2 separate regions of the Homo sapiens genome follow, and region 1 is linked to region 2. Evidence: chromatin contacts called from ENCODE Hi-C or POLR2A ChIA-PET data. All regions are on one chromosome and are shown on one strand. Each heading gives the region's core, a stretch centred on a gene start or an enhancer-like site at or near the end of the contact. The rest is flanking DNA. Distances are from core to core; before and after follow the strand shown. Region 1 overlaps TRAF5 (TNF receptor associated factor 5). Region 2 has its middle 22 kb from the start of RD3.

What was found. A loop is a pair of places that touch in the nucleus more often than their neighbours do. ChIA-PET counts read pairs that join two places held with the same protein, here RNA polymerase II (POLR2A). Pooled maps may share reads with other maps.
Region 1: a pooled map shows a loop between it and region 2 (5-fold over the local background). The contact joins two enhancer-like sites. A Hi-C loop is called at or near these places in 1 of 37 single-sample maps with no recorded cell type and 8 of 50 pooled maps. POLR2A ChIA-PET finds 5 or more read pairs at or near these places in 1 of 52 experiments (Caco-2).

Annotation. Positions count from the first base shown.
Region 1 is chr1:211,348,444-211,355,383 of GRCh38, forward strand. It overlaps TRAF5 (TNF receptor associated factor 5), which reads left to right. Exons shown (of 11, transcript NM_001033910.3): 2 at 4,796-5,014; 3 at 5,967-6,024. The coding sequence starts at 4,797. Among named protein-coding and RNA genes, the nearest start is that of TRAF5, 25 kb to the left of the region's middle. RefSeq lists a silencer at 4,937-5,066. Within about 2 kb of position 5,193, at least 5 of the 41 ENCODE cell types and tissues checked have a DNase peak (open chromatin) inside an H3K27ac peak, as active enhancers do.
Region 2 is chr1:211,510,911-211,517,297 of GRCh38, forward strand. No RefSeq gene overlaps it. Among named protein-coding and RNA genes, the nearest start is that of RD3, 22 kb to the left of the region's middle. RefSeq lists silencers at 3,316-3,405, 4,418-4,777. Within about 2 kb of position 4,486, at least 13 of the 41 ENCODE cell types and tissues checked have a DNase peak (open chromatin) inside an H3K27ac peak, as active enhancers do.

The DNA.
Region 1 (6,940 bases), core at 3,943-6,442, 160 kb before region 2:
TTCTTTTAGAGCAGTTTTAGGTTCACAGCAAAATTGAATGGAAGTCTGTTTATCCATTCTTTCTTTCACGGATTGTGCCCTTGGTGTTGTACCTAAAAAGTCATTGTCAAACTCAAGATCCTCTAGATTTTATCCTGTGTTATCTAGTAGGAGTTTTATAGTTTTGCATTTTACATTCATGTCTGTGATCCATTCTGAGTTAATTTTTGTGAAGGGTGTCAGGTCTGTGTCTAGCTTCATTTTCTGTTGTAGATGTCCAGTTGTCCCAGCACCATTTGTTGAAAAGATTATCTTTGCATCATTGTTTTGCCTTTGGCCTTTTGCCAAGGGTCAGTTGACTATATTTATGTGGATCTATTTCTGGGCTCTTTATTCTCTATATTCTTTATAATCAAGTATAATAAGTTTTGAAGTTGGGTAGTGTCCATCCTATGGATCTTTGGCTCCTCAAGTTTTAAGAGTGTTATCTTAGACCAGGTGCTGTGGCTCATACCTATAGTAATCCCATTGCTTTGGGAGGCTGAGCTGAAAGGATTGCTTGTGGCCAGGAGTTCAAGACCAGGCTGGGCAACATAGTGAGACTCTGTCTCTAAAAAAAAAAAAAAAAAAAAAAAATTAGCCAGGCGTGGTGGCACGCACCTGTAGTCCTAACTACTGGGGAGGTTTAGGTGGAAGGATCACTTGAGCCCAGGAGTTGGAGGTTACAGTGAGCCATGGTTACACCACTGCACTCCAGCCTGGGCTACAGAGTGAGACCCTGTCTCTGAAAAGAAAGAAAAAACAAGAGTGTTATCTTAGTCTGTTTGTGTTGCCATCACAAAATACCTCAGACTGGGTAATTTATAAAGAACAAAAATGTATTTCTCACAGTTCTGAAGGCTGAGAAGTCCACAATCAAGACACCAGCAGATTCCGTGTCTGGTGAGGGCTCACTTTCTGCTCCCAAGATGGCAGCTTATTGCTGCATCCTCCAGAGATGAACACTGTCCTTACATGGGGAAAGTTGGAAGGGCAAAATAACCTAGCTAGTTCCTTTGAGCCCATTTTAAGGTCACTGGTCCCATCCGTGGATACAAAGCCCTCATGACTTAATCACCTCCTAAAGGTCCCACCTCTTAATACTATCACACTGGACCTTAGGTTTCAATATACGAATTTTGGGGGGGACACATACATTCAAATCATAGGGGGTCCAGAGACCGAAAAGTTGGAGAACTACTGTTGTAGCAAAAGATGGACATACACACAGATGAGTGCCATAGATTCTTGTGTTAGGGAGAGTGCAGAGTGTAGTGGAGGGAACCTGAACTGAGTTTTGTACATCCTACTGCCTTATTCTGGGGACTGAATGAGCCTGTTGCTTTAGGATACATCTCTGAGAGTCCAAATTTAGATACTGTGTGACAGACTTGGGCCTGGCCTCAGAAGAGAATCTCAGAAGGACATAGAATATGACATCAGGGCACAGGATGCGAAGTGCCAACCTCCGCAGGAATGAGGGAACACAAGGCAGAGCAGGGCAGTTTGAAAGTGGTTCTTCCAGTTCTCTGAGAGAAAGGTGGGGCTTGGTTATTAGGGCTGTGCATGTAAATAAAATGTTTTGCCTCTTCATCTTCAGAATTAAAACTTTTGTTAAATCCCAAGAGTCAACCATGTTACAGGAGGGAACATTTGTATCTTATACTGCTTACCTACCACCCTTGAAGTTTTGCAGGAAACACTAGGGAAAAGGTGGAGCTTTGGTCTCAAACCCCAGGCTTTTTTTTTTTTCTTTCTTTTTTTTTTTTGAGACAGGGTCTCTCGCCCTGTCACCCGGGCTGGAGTGCAGTGGCATAATCATGACTCGCTGTGGCCTCCACCTCCCAGGCTCAAGTGATCCCCCCCTGCCTCAGCCTCCCAGGTAGCTTGTGCGAAGGCCCTGTGGCATAGAGTGTGGTGTATTAGAAGAACAAAAACAAAAACAAAAACAAAAACAAAAACCCTGTGTGGCTGGAGTACGGAAAGCCAGGAAAGAGAGGTCCAGGATGGTGCTGTACTGGGGAGGATACAGTCTTGAGCCTGCTTAGCATTGTGGACTTTCTCTCAGAACCTGGGAAGCCACTAAAAGATGAAGGGAGATAACCTAACATTGTACTTGACATTTTGAAAGTCTCATCCTGGCTATAGTATGGAGAGTAGATTGGAGAAGAAAGCAATTAATGAACTCATATTTAGTTCAGGTGAGAAATGATGTGGCTTGGTACTTGTCTTAGCTTGGGCTGCTATAAGAAAGCACCATAGACTAGGTAGCTTATAAACAACAGAGGTTTCTGACAGTTCTGGAAGCTGAAAGCCCAATATCAGCGTGCCAGTGTGGTTGGGTTCTGATGAGGTCCCTCTTCCGGGCTGCAGACTTAACTGCTGTATCATCACATGGCAGCAAGAGGGCCAGGGACCTCTCTGGCCTCTTTAGAGAGGAGGTCTCGCCATGTTGCCTGGGCTAGACTCGAACTCCTAGGTTCAAGCCATCTTCCCACCTCAGCCTCCTGAGTAGCTGGGACTACAGGTGTGCACCACCATTCCCTGCTCTCTCTGTCTCTGGCCTCTTCTTTTTTTTTTTTTTTTTTTGAGACGGAGTCTTGCTCTGACACTGGAGTGCAGTGGCGCCATCTCAGCTCACTGCAATCTCTGCCTCCTGGGTTCACGCCATTCTCCTGCCTCAGCCTCCCAAGTAGCTGGGACTACAGGCACCTGCCACCACGCCTGGCTAATTTTTTGTATTTTTAGTAGAGACGGGGTTTCACCGCGTTAGCCAGGATGGTCTCTATCTCCTGACCTCATGATCCGCCTGCCTCAGCCTCCTAAAGTGCTGGGATTATAGGCATGAGCCACTGCGTCCAGCCTTCTCTGGCCTCTTCTTATAAGGGCACTAATCCCATTCATGAGGGCTCCACTCTCATGACTTCATTACCTGCCAAATGCCCACCTCCTAATACTGTCACATGGGGGGTTAGAATTTCCACATATAAATTTTGGGAGGAATACAAACATTCGATCTACCGCAATGGCAGTGATAGATACTGTGAGTAATATATTTGTGTGCAAGGAGTCATTGCCAAACTCAAGATCATCTAGATTTTATCCTATGTTATCTAGTAGGAGTTTTATAGCTTTGCATTTTATGTTTATGTCTGTGATCCATTCTGAGTTCATTTTTGTGAAGGGTGTCAGGTCTGTGTCTAGCTTCGTTTTCTGATGTGATGTCCAGTTGTCCCAGCACCATTTGTTGAAAAGACTTATCTTTGCATAATTGTTTTGCCCTTTCTCCTTTGTCAAAGGTCAGTTGACTGTATTTATGTGGGTCTATTTCTGGGTTGTCTATTCTGTTCCCTGGATCTATTTGTCTGTTCTTTTGATAGTACTACACTGTCTTGATTACTGTAGCTTTATAATAAGTTTTGAAGTTGAGTAGTGTTAGTCCTCCAGCTTTGTTCTTCTCCTTCAATATTGTGTTGCTGTGTTGGGTCCTTGGCTCCACAGGTTTTAACAGTGTTATCTTAGGCCAGGTGTGGTGGCTTACCCAGTACTTTGGGAGGCTGAGCCACAAAGATCACTTGTGTCCAGGAGTTCAAGACCAGGCTGGGCAGCATAGTGAGACCCTGTCTGTGGTAGTCCGTTTTCATGCTGCTGATAAAGACATACCCAAGACTGGGCAATTTATAAAAAAGAGAGGTTTAATGGACTTACAGTTCCATGTGGCTGCAGACGCCTCACAATCATGGCAGAAGGCAAGGAGGAGCAAGTCACGTCTTACATGGATGGCAGTAGGCAAAATGAGAGAGAGCTTGTGCAGGGAAACTCCACCTTATAAAGCCATCAGATCTCATGAGACTTATTCACATGAGAACAGCACAGGAAAGACCATGATTATATTACCTCCCACTGGGTCCCTCCCACAATATGTGGGAATTCAAGAGGAGACTTGGGTGGGGACACAGCCAAACCATGTCACTGTCTCTAAAAAAAAAAAAAAAAAAAAGTTTTTTTTTTTTTTTAATTGGCCTGGTGTGGTGGTGTGTGCCTGTAGTGCCTGTAGTCCCAGCTACTGGGGAGGGATCAGTTGAGCCCAGGAATTGGAGATTACAGTGAGCCATGATCACACCACTGGCCTCCAGCCTGGGCTACAGAGTGAGACCTTGTCTCTGAAAAAAAGAAAAAAAGTATTAGTCTGTTTGTGCTGACGTAACAAAATACCTCAGACTGGGTAGTTTATAAAGAACAGAAATTTATTTCTCATAGTTCTGGAGGCTGGGAAGTCCAAGTTCAAGACACCAGCATGTTCAATGTCTGGTAAACGCTTGCTCTGTGCTTCCAAGATGGTGAGAAATATATTTGTCTGCTTCTAAAAATTTTAACAAAACCTGTGTTTCCATTCTCTCATTGAGTGGAAGAAAAATTCCTAACAGTTTACTTATAATGTAATTAACACACCTGGCTATATTTTGTCCAAGCATATGGCCAAACTGACAGGGTAATTTAGCACCCTGTAAAAGACTGATGGACAAAGAACTGAATCTCGTAGAATCTTGCTAGAAGTCATCTGGTCCAGCCTCTAACCTGAGCACCCCAAAGACATTGCACCTTTGCCGGAGCCCCCTAGTGGCAGGAGGTTGTCACTGTTGTTTCAGAGTCACAACAGAATGACCATGTGAATGATGTACACTAATTATGAGACAAATAACCAAAGCATCTGATGGCTGTGGTTGTTTCAGTGTTTGCACACTTAATTTTCCCTCTCCTCCCCTGACCTCTGCAGAATGGCTTATTCAGAAGAGCATAAAGGTATGCCCTGTGGTTTCATCCGCCAGAATTCCGGCAACTCCATTTCCTTGGACTTTGAGCCCAGTATAGAGTACCAGTTTGTGGAGCGGTTGGAAGAGCGCTACAAATGTGCCTTCTGCCACTCGGTGCTTCACAACCCCCACCAGACAGGATGTGGGCACCGCTTCTGCCAGCACTGCATCCTGTCCCTGAGGTGAGTGGGCAGGGCCTGCAACTCTGGCCATGGCAGTCCTAGCATCCAGGTGGCAACTGTGGCCACTCAACTGTTTTCATGGGTTTTGGAGTTGTTTTACTTGGCCACAGAACCATGACTGTAAGGAAGGACTCTCCCAGATCCCCTCTGTGAGGGCCTGAAGAATAATCATTTTTTGGTCACTAATTTACAGATATTTACCTTTTCTTAAAATTCAGACTGTACCTGCTTTGCATGGGACAGCAGACCTAGACACACACTCCATCATGGGAGCTGGCTGTGGAGAAGGGCTTGAATCTCACAATGTCTGTGTTGTAGTCACCCCAATCTTCCCTTGCCTTGAGGCAGAGGTGCTGTGGCACCTAGAAGGGACCTTGCTGCCATGGATGCTGTCCACTCCTGGGCAGCTGTAAGACCTGGGTCATACTGTGTTGAGGGAGGATACCAGGAGAGATGTGGAAGCAGGTACACTTTGGGGGGTTATATAGGAAGCAAGGCAGTCATTTTACCCTGCCAAGCTTTGAAAGGGGGTTATTACAGCACATCCTCATTCCCTCATGTGTTTGTGCCTTCAGCACCTGTGTGTTCTGTGCTGTCATGCTGAAGAGCTACAATGTGGAACAGGACCCCATGTCTGCCCTCTAGAATGTCCCAGTCTAGAGGAGACAAATGTGGCACAGCGTGATAAACAAAGGACAGGGGGCATTCAGCTCTGTCCAGGGACTCACTGACTGCATCCCAGAGGTTGCATGAAGTTTTTCAGGCAAACTGAAAGAACAGGAAGGTGCTGAAGGAGGGGTACAGGAGGCCCCTTCTGGGTAGAGGGAACAGCATGTGCAGACAGGGACCAGCCTGCCCAGGGCTAGAGCATGGCTGGAGCCCTGGGGCTGGTCTTGGAAATGCTGTTGAGGTAAACAACTAACTCTGGCTCCATTTTAATTTTTTTCTCCAGAGAATTAAACACAGTGCCAATCTGCCCTGTAGATAAAGAGGTCATCAAATCTCAGGAGGTAAGAAAGTCACTGCTTTTGTCTAGCAGCTCTCAGGGTGATGGAGAAGAAGTCAGTGAATTGGACATTGAGATAGGAGCAGGAGAGTGGTCGAGGGAGACCTTCCTTGGAGTCCATATTCTTCTGCTGTGGGGTCACATCAGACCCTACTCGTAGCCCTGTTTGAGAGGCTTGTTTGGGTCTTTATTGACCACACCCCTCCTCCACCCCAAGTCTCCTCTCCTGCTTCTTCCTCATCCCCTTCCTACACTGGCTCCAGCTAATATATTTCATTATGGTTTTGATTTGCATTTTCCTGTTGGCTAATGAAGTTGAGCATTTTTTCATGTGCTTATTGGCTATTTGTACATCTTCTTTGTTAAAAATGCCTATTTAGTTCCTTTGCTCATTTTAAAAAATTGAGTTATTTACCTTTTATTGTTGAATTATAAGAGTTATTTATAGCCTGTAATCCTAGCACTTTGGGAGGCTGAGGCAGGCAGATCACATGAGGCCAGGAGTTTGAGACCAGCTTGACCAACATGGCGAAACCCTGTCTCTACTAAAAATACAGAAATTAGCTAGGTGTGGTGGTGCATGTCTGTAATCCCAGCTACTTGGGAGGCCGAGGCACAAGAATCGCTTGAACCTGGGAGGTGGGGGTTGCAGTGAGCTGAGATCATGCCACTGCACTCCAGCCTGGGTGACAGAGCAAGACTCTGTCTCAAAAAAAAAAAAAGTTCTTTATATATTCTGGATATAAATCTCTTAGCAGACATTTGGCTGCTAAGATTTGCAAATATTTTTCTTCCATTCTGTGGGTTGTCTTTTCCCTTTCTTGATCGTGTGTTTGAAGCACAAAAAATTTTCATTTTGATGAACTCTAATTCATCTATTTCTTTTTTCTTTTTTTGGTTGCTTGTTCTTTTTTGGTGTT
Region 2 (6,387 bases), core at 3,236-5,735:
GCTGTTAGATATTAGACAGTTTTTTCTTGATCAAAATCAACAGAGGTTTGACATTTTTCCTGGTTTCTTCAAGGACTACTTTCCAGCTTTGTTTAGCTTCTCTTGTATTTCCCACAGGTCCTTTTTAATCAAAGCATAATTTACACATAATAAAATGCACAGATTTTTAAGTGTACAGTTCTCTCAGTTATAATAATTATATACACTGTATAACCAACATGTTTGTATTTTTAGTGGAGACGGGGTTTCACCATGCTGGCCAGGCTGGTCTCGAACTCTTGACCTCAGGGGACCTACCCGCCTCGGCCTGCCAAAGTGCTGGAATCACAGGCGTGAGTCACCATGCCAGGCCTCAATACATTGTTGTTGTTGTTTTTTTAATTTCAAATATGTTTTTTAAAAATAATTTCAAATTAAAAGTGGCAAAAATAGTAAAAGAACTCCCATATCTTTTTCATTCAGATTCCCCAGCTGTTACATTTCATTTGCACACTCCCTCTTTCATTCTAGTTTTACATATATTGTTATCGTAGGTCTTTACTCTGAATGATTTGAGAGCAAGCTGCAGACAAAATGCTCTATTGCCCCTAAATGCTCCACCGTGCACTTCCCCCAGAACGAGGGCACTCGCCTACAGAGTCCAGATGTGACGACCAGCTGGGGGATAACGGGTTCCACCCTTGCAAGTGTGATTGCCCCTCTGCCCTGAGGTCTGGTCTTGTCTTTTCTTTTCTCTTCTCTTCTCTTTTCTTTTCTTTTCGAGACAGGGTCTCACTCTGTTGCCCATGCTGAGTACAGAGGCACGATCACAGCGCACTGGAGTCTCCACTTCCCAGGCTCAAACGATCCTCTCACCTCAGACTCCTAAGTAGCTGGTCCTACAGACACGCACCACCACACCCAGCTAATTTTTTAATTTTTTTGTAGAGACGAGGTCTCACTGTGTTGTCCAGGCTGGTCTTGAACTCCTGGACTCAAGTGATCCCACCTCGGACTCCCAAAATGCTGGGATTACAAGCGTGAGCCACCACCCCTGGCCCAGGTGTACTTTTCTAAAATTATTATTATTCCGGATTTATTTTCTCTTGGAGAATTACTTCTTTCCCCTGTGTATACAGTCTTGACACTCTAGTCAACGAGATGTCCTGTTCCTTACTAGCCAAGGGTGGGTGTGAAGCCAAGCCTGGGCAAGTGAACACACTCTCCCAGAGTTTGTGGATCTTGGACAGAGTGATGCGGAAAACCACATTGTTGGTACAAGGGTGAGCATGATGACTCTGCCCCTTCCTGGGAAGTTGGAACATGTTAGTCACTTACACACTTCTACAAGGGGGTTTGGAAGGAAAGGTGTAGGGGCTTCCTCTAGGTGAACAGGCTCCAGGACAGAGTTGAAATAGAATTTTAAAAAGAGCCCAATTGTGAAGGGGACGGATAGGAATCCAAATGATTTTTCTGCATTTTGGGGGGTAGAAAAATGTTTAAAAAAGAAAAAAAGGGCTGGGCACAGTGGCTCATGCCTATAATCCCAGCACTTTGGGAGGCCAAGGCAGGTGGATTGCTTGAGCTCAAGAGTTCAAGACCAACCTGGGCAACATGGCGAGACTCCCATTTCTGTAAAAAAAAAAAAGAAAAAAGAAAAAAAGCTTTCCAAAGAATAGATGAGAAAAAGGAGGCATGTCAAAGGGACTTATTCAAGTTAAATGTCTAGTAAGAAACAGAACTAGGATTCAAACTTAGATCTGCAGTGTCTCCACATTGCACACTCTCCTGGCTATCCCACCTCACTCCAGTGAGAGCTTAAGAGTCAATGGGCTGAGTAAGGGGTAGGGGGCTTGGCCAGGTTTCAGAAGGAGAGCTGGAGAAAGCCAGCTAGCTATTGGGCATGGCAGAGCCTCCCTGACCAACTCCATGCATTCCCTGGACAGCTGTAGGTTCAGGGCCATCGAAGGGGGAAACAGTAGAGCAGCCGAATACCAGTGACCCCATGTTGGCAGGCAGGGCACCTGGGGAGACTGCCGTGAGCAAGGGCCAGGATTGGAGCCTGTCTCCTGGCCCTGACTCCAGCCTCATCATGCGCCTTTCGGGGACATGATGGGGAAAGAGGGCATACATTTTGTCCCTCTGGATCCCAGAATCATCTTTGCCTGATTGAGGGAGGGGACACTGAGGAAAGAGGAGGCTGTTGGACACAGTAAATATATGAAGCGCCTACTTTATACCAGACACTCTGTTGTGTGATACGTAATGTAACCCTCCCAAGGCTCTACTTCAGAAAGGTTAAGTGATTCGCTCATGATCACAGAGCTAGAAAATGGCAAAACCAGGACCTTGAATCCCAACCCAGTGCTCTTTCCACAGTTCCATGCTGCTTCTCACCATGCAGGGTTTGGGAAACAAGCTTTAGGGGAGGCAGCACTGTAGAGCCATTGAGAGCATGAATGTACGCTAGGCTGCCCAAGTTCAAATCCAGCCCTATTGCTTGCTGGCCACATGACTTTAGGCAAATTATCTAATCTCTTTGTGTTTTATCAGTTGCCTTATCAGCATCCTTTGTAGTGTCAACCTCATAGGGCTGTGTAAGGATTAAATAAAATAACACACTTAAAGCCTTCCACTCAAGGTCTAGAACATGGCAAATACTAGATGAAAGTTAAGCTGTTTCTGTGCTGCAAGCTGGTGCATTGAACATGCCTCTCCCTGGGTGGCTTAAAGGTGATTCTAGGTGGGGAGAGAAATAGGAGCATTGGAGAGAAGACAAGAGAGAGGATGGAACCTTCAGAACCAGCTGCCTTCAACTCGCTTTACAGCTTGTCACTCCAAATAAAAGCAACAGTCACAACATATCCTTACTATGTAGGGTTTTACCCTTTGCAAATGCATTCTCAGACACTCATTTTAGCCTCGTGACAGCCCTGTCTGGTGGGTACTACTATCCCCATTTTGCAATTGAGAAAACTGAAGCTCTGAGATCCCAGGTCCTGCCCCAGTTGGGCACTGGGGTGGGACTCCAGGTGGGTAACAGATTGAGTTGCCCTGACCACCTAGCAGAAGGGGTAGACGTCAGAGGCAGTGAGACCTGCAGGATGACTTTTACCAGTGGTTCTCAAATTTGAGCATGTTTCAGAATCCCCTGGAGGGCCTGTGAAAAACACGAATTGCTGGGCCCCAACCCCAGAGTTTCTGACTCAGAGTCTGGGGTTGGGAGTTGGTCTTGCTGAGAGCCCTCTAACCATTAGCAGCGGCGACATCTTGTGGTGAGGGACAGAATGTACCTTGGGCTCCCTCAGCCCTGATTACCCGCGCGTCCAGGATGATGCCGGACCAGGCTGCACCGCCCAGAGGCCCGACGGCGTCGCTGGGGCAGACCCAGAGACTCTCACACGCCTTGTCCTTGCCCGGAGGGTGCAGGCGCCTGCATGCCTCATTTACCCTAGAGAGAACAGGAAAACCTAAACTTGTTGTGCAGAACCTGCAGCTTCGTGTTAGAATACTATTTCCTCCCCCCACCTCCCTTTTTGTTAGAGACAATATCTCTGTTGTCCAGGCTGGAGTACAGTGGTGCTCTGCTCGCTGTAGCCTCCAACTCCTGGGCTCAAGTGATCCTCTCGCCTTGGCCTCCCAGAGCGCTGGAATTATAAGCATGGCTCATCGCACCCGGCCCAGAATATTTTTTATTCTCATTTTTGTAAATAAGTTTCTTCCCTGGTCTTTCCACCGGAGCCTGTGAATCGCAGCCTCGTGGCACCACCACAGTTGGCTTCTCAAGTCGGGAGGCTGACTCCTTGAACCGGGCGCCTCACTTCACGATTGCTTTCAGCTCAAAGGAGCATTTTACAACAGGAACCATTATCCCTGGTAGCTTGACGTCCAGCCCTGACACGATTTTCTGATTGACTAAAATTAGGGTAATGAGTTATGAGGGCAGAGAATGGAGCTGCGATCCCTGTAGGCGGGGGCAGTACCGCCTCTTATTTCCTCTGCCCAGGTGGTTAAGTTGGTAGATTGGGGTGTAGGTGTCTCTGGAGTTGGGCAGCAATGGGTGGGGTAGTAGAAGGACACCTGGTCTGTGTCCGGGGCTGGGTTCGAATCCCCACTCTGCCTGTGAGCTGAGAGCCCATGGGCACATCACCTGAGCTTTCTGCGTTTATCTGTAAAATGGGCAAGAGGCAATCAGTCATTTATATGAAAGCGGCCTGCAGTGCCTGGCACCGAGGCGGGCACGGATGGGCATTTGGTAAGGCAGGGAGGAGGAGCGCGGCGCCTGGAGGCTCCCGGGGCAGGGGAGAAGGGCATCGAGAACGGGGGCGGCGTGCGGGGTGGGAAGAGGAGAGAGTTCACGGCTTGCTCCTTCCCCTGCCCCCAGCCGCCTCAGCCCAGGCCTGAGTCTCTCCCCGTCTGGGCCTCTGCTTCCTGCAGGCACAGCCAGGGCCAAGACGCGCCCCTGGGCCTCCCTCCCCTTCGACGTCTCCACCCGGTATGGAACATTAATCATTAACCGTCCTGTGGCCAGGCCCAGCGGGGCGCCCGCTTCAGCTCTCCCGGTGCCACCTAGCTGAGTCACCGCGGTCTGGGCAGCTCCCCGCAGCCAGGACCTCCCTCCGGGCCGAGGGTCGCGGGGTTCGAGCCGCGGCGAGGTCTTGGGCTTCCCAGGGGCCGCTCCTCGGTGCGCCGCCGCCCACAATCAGCAGGGGGCGCCCGTCCCGACCGCGGGAAGCCGGCGGGGCCACCGAGCGGCGGGCTGGCCTGGCGGGGCGGTGTCAGGGCGGCAAGGCGGCGCCTCCCCAAAGCCGTAAACCTTCCCGCCCGGCTGACTACGCCGGCCCAGCCACGCACGCGCACCCCGCATGCCCCGTGGCCTGTGAGGTTATTCAAGAAGCCAAGGTCGGGAGTGGGGAAGGTCAGCCTCTAGCCCGGCACTGTCTGGAAAAGATCGAACCAATTAATTGACTGTAAGAAGCATGTAACCAATACAATGGAAGGCATTGCTACCCTTCCTCCACCAGGTTCAGGACCTCATGCCCAAGGAACGGCGCGCAGGAATTGGTAGTAGGTTGTGGAGGGTCAGGGGCTCTCCCAGCATCCTGAGGCTGTCTCCTGTGAAGGCCACTCCAGAGGTTAAAGCTTTCCCGGGTGCCAGGAGAGCTCTCCTAATTCAGCCGTAGGGATCACCAGTAAAGATGCTCAAAAATCCCAGCATCTCCCACTTGCAACCCACAGGGGATTCTATTCTACTCTCTCTAATTCCCCATGGCCACATAGTTGAGGTCACTTAACAATTTTTTTTAAAGACGGAGTTTCGCTCTTGTTGCCCAGGCTGGAGTGCAACGGCGCTATCTCGGCTCACCGCAGCCTCCGCCTCCCGGGTTCCAGCGATTCTCCTGCCTCAGCCTCCCCAGTGGCTGGGATTACAGGCATGCACCACCACGCCTGGCTAATTTCGTATTTTTTGTATAGATGGGGTTTCTCCATGTTGGTCAGGCTGGTCTTGAACTCCCGACCTCAGGTGATCCGCCCTCCTCAGCCTCCCAAAATGCTGGGATTACAGGCATGAGCCACCGTGACCGGCCGGTCACTTAACATTTAACCTAACACCCACCTGCCAGCAGGTCAAAGGTTATTGCCTATGACTGGCCAGGTTTCACTTCGGCTGCCGTGGTGCTCCTGATGTGACTGCACTGGGCAGACGGACCTGAAGTACTGTCCCTGTATTAAGTGGAGTGGCCCCGGGAATGAAGCCATAACAGCAGCCAGAGACAGCAGCCCAGATTGGCTGTCTTGACAGCCCAGAGCCAGTGTGGTCAAATCTGCCCCCATGATGCCTGTGTCCTTGCTATTCCCGCCCCAGTCATCCCCCTCTGAACCCCAAGGAGTAGCTGTGAGGGTGCAGGTGGGTGAAAGAGACAGGCAGTGGACATTAGTGCAAGAACTAGGGTCATGGGTTCTGAGTCCAGCTGGTCACTGCATACCTACGTGATGACACATAATTTCTCTGAGTCTCAGTTTCCCCAGCTGTAAACAGCACTAATAGGAACTGTGTGGACTACCTCAAAGGGTTGGTAAAGGGTTCAAATTAGATAACGAATGTTCATCACTAACCCATTCATTCGTTAAATGTTTATTACAAACTTGCCTGAAAGATGATGATCCGTCTTCTCAGTGGCAGCAGAAAAATCATGAAAGACCCTGCCCATGACGCCACCTGTGGTGCACACAGGCTTAGCACCAGCCTTTCTTAAACTGTGTGAGCAGGAGGGCTGCTGCAGAGGAGGAGGGATGCAAGGTGAAGGGGGAGGAGAGGCAGGAACTGCATGGTGGAGGAAGCAGGAAGAAGGGCGAGGCCTCACCCATATGGCCTCAGCAGGCCCTGTGATCTCCCTGTTGAGCCCA